2 separate regions of the Homo sapiens genome follow, and region 1 is linked to region 2. A link is a contact called in ENCODE Hi-C data. All regions are on one chromosome and are shown on one strand. Each heading gives the region's core, a stretch centred on a gene start or an enhancer-like site at or near the end of the contact. The rest is flanking DNA. Distances are from core to core; before and after follow the strand shown.

What was found. A loop is a pair of places that touch in the nucleus more often than their neighbours do. Pooled maps may share reads with other maps.
Region 1: a loop to region 2 is called in a pooled map, with 7 times the contacts of the local background. The contact joins the promoter of TNFRSF11A here to the promoter of KDSR-DT in region 2. A Hi-C loop is called at or near these places in 6 of 50 pooled maps.

Annotation. Positions count from the first base shown.
Region 1 is chr18:62,323,253-62,327,120 of GRCh38, reverse strand. It overlaps TNFRSF11A (TNF receptor superfamily member 11a), which reads right to left and starts at 1,811. Exons shown (of 10, transcript NM_003839.4): 1 at 1,694-1,811. The coding sequence starts at 1,768. RefSeq lists silencers at 1,720-1,919, 1,970-2,179.
Region 2 is chr18:63,364,824-63,368,613 of GRCh38, reverse strand. KDSR-DT (KDSR divergent transcript) reads right to left here and starts at 1,290. Exons shown (of 2, transcript NR_186602.1): 1 at 755-1,290. It overlaps KDSR (3-ketodihydrosphingosine reductase), which reads left to right and starts at 1,408. Exons shown (of 10, transcript NM_002035.4): 1 at 1,408-1,603. The coding sequence starts at 1,496. LOC124904317 (a long non-coding RNA gene) reads left to right here and starts at 1,614. Exons shown (of 2, transcript XR_007066400.1): 1 at 1,614-2,364; 2 at 3,485-3,790. RefSeq lists silencers at 1,036-1,085, 1,196-1,645, 1,716-1,775, 2,126-2,175 and enhancers at 1,037-1,984, 2,024-2,318.

The sequences.
Region 1 (3,868 bases), core at 562-3,061, 1.0 Mb after region 2:
GACCATTTTTATTGCCTGAGAATCTTTTATGTGCCTGACAAGATGTCCTTTACTCACCATATGCTTCCTCCCCAAACCCGCCCCAAAATCTGTTTTGCAGCACCCTGCAGAAGCCCCTATGGATGCTATAATGAGCTTCAATCATCTGACCCTTCCTCAAGTCTCTTATTTTGTAGGAGTCCTGTGCCTATGTATGTAATTAAGTACAGTTTTTCTCCTGTTAGTCTGTCTTATATCAATTGAATTCGTGGCCCAGCCAAGGAATTCATAAGGTTCCTAGAAGGTTCGCTCCCCTAGAATTGGAAATGACCAATGCAAAAGTTTACATTTTTAAACATGCATAATGAAAGGGGCTTAAAGGCAAAAAGACGGGAAACAGCATTTGTTGAAAGGTCTCCCTGAAAAATAAACTTATTTTGATAGCATTTGTTGTTCATATTAGAACCGAACGCCTTTTATGCACATATGAATATGTCATTTTGCGACAGCAGTGAGAGATAATTTTGCAACTGCGTGGTCAGGCAGGTTTTTCTTAGGTGGCTAGCTGTTCGCTGAAACCCTGGTCCTTTGGTTCAAATAAGGTAGCACCCCGTTCAACCTGTTGAACACTTAATTAAGCAACACCTGAAGTGCTTAAAATGAAAAAATCCTTTAGACTTTTCCGCCTTCGTTTCCCTCAACCATACTGACAGACCCATACAATTGGGAATGAATCTTCCCTAGAATCTTTTGCTTCAGCCTTCAGTGCACCCACATTATTTCTGTCAAGGCTTTTCCCCTCTCTTCTCACCCAAACACGATTCTCCATGCGTCCCTCCCCACGCCTCTCCGGGTTCCGTGCCCGGCTGCGGAGGGACGGCAGCAGCCTAACCTAGTGTTAACAGAGGGGAAATCTGACCCAGCCGAAACCAAGAAAACCACCACTCGCCCTTCCCTGTGAGAGCTTTCAAGTTCGTATCAACGATTTTTAAAGCGTTTGTTGTGCTGGGTGTGCTTCCCTCTGCGGCCCTCCTCCACGAGGCAGAAAGTCCGTGCCTGGCTGCATTCGCTTGCTAACTGTACTGAGAAACCTGTTCCGAGAGGACCGGGAAGCCACTCGGGTCTGCGAGGGTCAAGTCCAGCATCCCCGGGGCGCGCGCGCAGTCTCTCCCCGCCGTGCGGGGCCTCCAGGCGAGCTGGCAGGGGTGTCCCCGAAGGGGCTCAGGGGAGGCAAAGGCAAGCCCGCAGTTCAGGGACGGAGGGAATCATGTCTCTTTCCGGGTGGAAATTTGGGACGGAGGCCACCCGGGAGAAATCGTATCGGGAACGGTTATCTGCCGCAAGTGAGGTGCCCACGGCGCTGTCTCCCGCGGCACCGCCCGGCGCAAGCGCTTAGTAGGTGCTCAAGAAGCATTTGGAGAAAATGACAGCATCAAAGCCTGCGGCTAAGAGGGGCTTTTGGAAGAGCCCGTTTCGGGTGTTGCGGTCCCGCCAACCTGCTCCTTCTGCGCCCCAGTTTCCCTCCGCTTGCCCTTTCCCGCCCTCCGCCGTCCAACTCTGGAAGCGCCTCCCCAGCTTCCCACGGCCTCCGCTCCCCAAAACTCCGGCTCCTCTCGGAAGGCGGAGGAGCCAGGATGCCGCCGGCCCCGGCCCTTCCCGGGGCTCCCGAGGAGGCGTCGGGCCGCGCGGCCCGGCAGGCGCGGGCGCTCCTTACCTGCAGCCGGGCGAGCAGCGCGCAGAGCAGCAGCAGCGCGAACAGCGGGCGGCGCCGCCGGGCGCGCGGGGCCATGGCGCGGGACAGGCTGGCGGGCGCCGCGGCCTCAGCGGCCTCTGTGGCCCAGCGGGCGCGGCTGCCGCGGCCCTGTGTGGTCCCGCCCCCGTGCCCCGCCCCGCACCTGCCCCCGCGCCGCCCTCCTGCGCCCCCCTCCGGCCGGGCCCGGCGGTGCCAGCCAGGTGGTGCCCAAGCTCCCCTGGTTTGCGGTGGGACGCGGGGCCCCGCTCGGGGAGGGGCCCCGGGGGTGTTCGCCGCGCCCGGTGCCTCCTTGGTCCGGTCTCCGCCCCTGGCCCAGGTGCTCGGGCTGCAGACAGGTTGGCGGGAGACCAGCCCTGGGTTGCCCTTCACGGCACTGGCTCCTGCCTTGCCGCACCCCAGGCCTGTGGGCCCCGCCTCCCGGGAAGGAATGGGGGCATCGGGGTGGTCCTGCTCCTGCCCCGCGCGCCCACCCTTCGAGGCCCGGCCTTCCGAAAGTGGATGCGCCACCGTCGAGAATGAACGGGAGGAGGATCCTTCCTGGAGATTTCGTCGACTGCAGTTAAGGCATCAACACAATACACCATCCGCCAATCTTCGTAAAATACTCCTCTTGTTCTTTGCTTCAAAATGTTGGGGCCAGCAGCCACTATCTCTTTTTCTTCTCCTGATCCTCTGCCTCCGCCCCTCACCCGTCCTGCACCCACCAAATTCTAGAAAGGCACCAGGCTCCGCCAGCCTTGAGGCGTCCCCCAGCCCCCATCACCACATTGGCCCTTTCAGACATAAAGTGGCCAGATGTCTGGGGCACAGTGTTACCTAAAAACTGAGGTCCGTTCTTCTGGTGCAGTAAGGCCAAGCCATCCGCACTAAGGTTTGCACTGGGAGAAAAGAGGGCGCTTATCTGCAGAGCTCCAGGCAAGGAGAATGGGGCAGCTCTTGCTTAAATCCTGACCTTCAGTTGGCTTGCAAGTAAGGATTTTTAAACGCAGGGTTAATTTCAAGAAAGCAGAAGTTACAGGCAAAATCATAATACACGGAGGTTGCACATTGGTTTGGTCTAACAAGCTGGGATATCTTGAAAATCTTTAAAGTGAGGGTGCTTATAGGTTATACATTCAAAGATTTTCTGACTTGCCATCAGTGAAGGAAGAGAAGCTTTGTTAAAAATTTGGGGTCAGCAAAAATGAATGTTAGCTCTGGCTCGTGGGTGTGACTTCCTCCTTGCCCTTCAGGAAGAAATTTAGAAGAAAGAATGGTGGTCAGTTCCGTCCTCATTTCCCCCTTGTCTGAGGTCTGCATGCCAGTGGATCTGTTTTGTTGGGGGTCTGGGTTTCTGAGAAACAATTCAGGGACATATGTTAAGATGTTATCTTTCGTTTCTATAGGGAATCTAACTTCCTTGGTTATTGTTTTAAGCTATAATTACCTTCTTGCTTATCAAGTTACTTATTTACTTCTTAGGGCTAGCTAGGTACCTGGAATTTCCCTTGAAGGAACTCAAGATTTTCCTTTATTTCCATGCTTAGGGGTGCTCCACAGGCTCCTAAGATGGGTTCCTGCTCCATCTCAATAGCATCCTGTTGTTTTTGTTTGTCATTACTTGCTTAGGATTGTGTCTTTCCTCACATTCTAGGTCGATGTTGGATCCATACGTATAATCCCTCCTTTGTATCATGTATTAGTCCGTTTTCATGCTGCTGATAAAGACAGGGCAATTTACAAAAGAAAGAGGTTTAACGGACTTACAGTTCCATGTGGCTGGGGAGGTCTCACAATCATGGTGAAAGGCAAGGAGGAGCAAGTCACATCTTTCCTGGATGGCAGCAGGCAAAGAGAGAGCTTGTGCAAGGAAACTCCCATTTTTAAAACCATCAGATCTCATGAGACTTACTCACTTCACAAGAACAGCACGGGAAAGACCTGCAGCCATGATTCAATTACCTCCCACCAGGTCCCTGCCACAACACGTGGGAATTGAAGATGAGATTTGGGGTGGGGACAGAGCCAAACCATATCATAAGGTAACTGTTTATATGAAGATACTTGTCCCATGCCAATAGAATATAACCTGTTTTGAATTCCTGGATTGCCAGAACTATTCACTTGCCTTACTTTTAGCCCAGCACATGGCATATC
Region 2 (3,790 bases), core at 41-2,540:
GGCAATAAAAATAAATGAAGTATTAACATGTAGTACTTCATATCATGGATGAACCTTGAAAACATTACAGTAAGTGAAAGATAGGATGAAAAAGGCTACATATTATATGATTCCATTTATGTGAAATATCCCGAATAGGCAAGATTATAGAGACAGAAACATGAGGGATTGCTTAGGCTTGGGCGGGGCTTGGGAGGAAATGGGTCGTGACTGCCAATGAGTATAGGATTTTGGGGGGTTGTGACAAAAATGTTCTAAAATTTATGGTAGTGATGGGTCTACAACTGTGACTATATTAAAGACAATTTATTATAAGCTTTATTTATTTATTTATTTTTGAGACGGAGTCTTGATCTGTCACCCAGGCTGGAGTGCAGTGGCGCGATCTCACCGCAATCTCTGCCTCCCGGGTTCAAGCGATTCTCCTGCCTCAGCCTCCAGGGTAGCTGGGATTACAAGCATACGCCACCATGCCCGGGTGATTTTTTGTATTTTTAGTAGAGACGGGGGTTTCACCATCATGGCCAGGCTGGTCTCGAACTCCAGACCTGAAGAGATCCGCCCGCCTCAGCCTCCCAAAGGTCGGGGATTACAGGCGCGAGCTACCTCGCCCGGCCTATTACGCACGTTAAATCGGGAATTGTATGGTATAGTACGTGAATGAGACCTTAATAAAGCTGAGTTGTTTGCGTTATTTATTTGTTTTGAACCTGCTTGGTAAAGATGAACTCTGAACTCAATGAAATTGAATTACCTTAGTGATTCCTCAAAACTCCCTGTTAAGGCTTTCCGGTCCTCTGAAAAGCGAAAGTGGGCCGTGACCATCTTCTAAAAACGCCAAAAAATATGGAATGGAGCCCGGGATTTCAGAGCGTAGTCGCTGGGCTCCCAGGCTGAGCCCGCTCCGGGAGCCTCCAGCCGCCCTTTCCGATGCTCCGGGGCCTCCGAGCAACCCAGCGGGCAGTCCCAAGCCGAGGGCTGAACTCCAGGGAGGAGCGCTCGTCACGCCCACACTGGAGGCCGTGGCAGGCCTGGAAACCCGCCCTGCGGGGTCCTAAGAAGCCATTCGAGCTCCCGAAGAGCGAGTCTTCGCAGCCCTTCCCGGCGCGCTCGCATCTGGCGCTGTCCGGAGCCCGCTCGCGACGCACAGGGACGGGAGGCCCGGTTTCCACGGGAGAGGCTGCGGACTGCGGGCCCCGTCCCGAGGCCGGGGGAGTGGGAGACACCCGGCGACCCCCGAGAGGCGATTCTGGCAGTGGTGGCGGTGGCGGTGGCGGTGGCGGCCTACTCGCCCCCTGGAAGCACCGCCCCGCCTGGGTGGCGCGCGCGCCGGCTCCTCCTCTTCCCCTCCGCCGCGGCCCGCCCCGGCCCGCAAACCCAAACACTCCAGGCGCCCGCCCGCCGCGCGTGATTCTCGCCTCGCCGCAGCCCAGCCCTGCGCGCCTTGCCCGGCGGCCCCCGCCCGGCCGCTCCGGGCCCCTGGCCCCGCGGAGCGATGCTGCTGCTGGCTGCCGCCTTCCTCGTGGCCTTCGTGCTGCTGCTGTACATGGTGTCTCCGCTCATCAGCCCCAAGCCCCTCGCCCTGCCCGGGGCGCATGTGGTGGTGAGTGGCCTCCTGTTGCTGCCCCCCGACTTACCGGCCCGCGCGGCCTTTCCGCCGCCGAGGCCGCGTAGCCTACGTCCCTTTTTCCAGGCCGCGGTCCCCAGGAAGGCATGGCCAAATGGGGAAGGTCACCTGCCGCCGTCCACCCCGGCGCTTTTCCCCCGGCCCCGGCACCCGGCCTCGCGGACCCGCCCTCCGCAGCCTCGGGCTCCTCCTAGGGCCGGAGAGCGTGCGACGGGGGACCCCGCCGGCCGCAGGGTTCCCGGGGCCCCAGGGGTTCTGTGGCTGCTCGTGAATCCATGCAACATCCCTGGGATGTGGATGTTTTGTCCTCAGTTTTTCCGATGAGTCAACTGAGGCACAGAGAGGCTGAGAAACTTTGCCAAGGACACAGCGGTCGGTGGTGTGCAGGGTGCGGCGCGCGGCCCCGGGCGGGGGCAGACAGCGGGGAAGTGGGGTCCCAGCCGCCGGGACCCGCCGAGGCAGCTCGGAACTGGAAGATGGCCTGTGCGAGTGACGGGAAGAGCCGCTGCCAGAGGATTCCAGGAAGTGACTCACCTGGGGAAACTGCTCAGAACCCAGCGGGCTGGCGGTGGTGGCTTAGCGGTATTGGGACGCCTGTCCCGTCTACACTGCTTGTCTCTGAGCTCAGCGTGGCATCTGCTGATTGCTGCTCCAATGCAATCCTTTGCTGTTTTCTAGTGGGAAGGATGAGCTAAACGACAAGGCTTGTGTGCGAGGAATGAAGGAGAGGTGGATAGGTGTGATTTATTTCTTGGCGGAAGCTCGCATATTCAGCGATCCCTGTTCTGCAAATGTGGCACCTTTCTTAAACAGAGAGAATGCCTCCTTGCCTGCGCCCAGCACTTTCCCGTTTGCAGTGGCTTTCTCACGAGCATTCTCGTTTGGATCTCCCAAACCCGAGGCACAGTGAGGCGAGGAGTTAGGAGTAAGGAGGGTTGGTTACAAAATTGGCCGCACACCTCTTCCTGTCCTATCTCTGCACCGGAGATCCGAGCCTCCCCGCTGAGCTGGTATAAAATAAGATGGTCGTTTTTCTTAGTATGCTTTAAATCTGTACAAGGGTTTGTGAATGAGAAAATGTATCTGTTTAATTTCTCCTTTGTAAAGCTATTAGCTTTTTCCAACACCTCCTGTTCCTAATGGGGAAAGAGTGTGGATTCATTACAAAAAATAAATAAGAGAAAGGCAAAACTTGACACTCTAAATTCTGAAAGTTTTACATCCGCAAGAGAACTGCTGCCTCAAAAGCGTGGCTTTAAACCTTGGATCCTTTCAGAGCTTGAGTTTATAGAGCATAACTTTGCAAAAACTAAAGCTAAACGCAGAATGAAAATTGGAATTCCTTATTTGTAAGACAGTTTCACTGAGCCTTGACTCCAGTCCTTCCAGCCCCATCCCGCGGCAGGTCATAGGTGAGATAATAAATGCTGTGTCTGTTCAGGTGGACCAAGAAGAATTTATTTTTACCATCCCGCTTTAATACGCAGGATTATTATTTCACACTCTAAGTAATGTGAGAATGACATGAATAGTTCACATGGTGTCACCATCTGTCTTCTTTTTTAATGTCATAAGAAGAGTGAAAAGTGTAATTGTTCTTGAGATTTGTTAGGAGTTGACTGTGGTATTGTTGGGAGAGGGAGCTGATGGTTAAACTGTCTGCCCATACATAATTAAGAACAAACTTATAACAATTGTTTCATTTTTAAAACAATTTTATATACTAGTGTTTTCTATCTAGTTACGGTAGTAAAATTGCAGGAAAAAAGCAGAAAATCACCCACCTCAGCCTCCGAAAGTGCTGGGATTACAGGCGCGAGCCATCGCGCCCGGCCAACAACAGCTATATTTTTACAGTAATCTGCTGATAACTGGCTGATTACCGACCAAATAAATCTCTTCAGTGGTGGCAGGTTGAAGCTAAAAAGAAGTAAGGGATGCCTATGAGTCCCATAGAGGTAGGTGCATTTGCGTAGGAGACACTTCCCAATGATGTTAAAATCCTAACATGGAGTCAGAGATCTTCCTCCCAGCATGATTTATGTATAACAGTGAATATTAGGAAAAATCTAAATGTCTGGTTATAGGGAAACGTTGAAGTTTTGATGCAGCTATTTGATGAAGTATTGTGAAACCTTTTCGTTTTTTGACAAATAAGACATT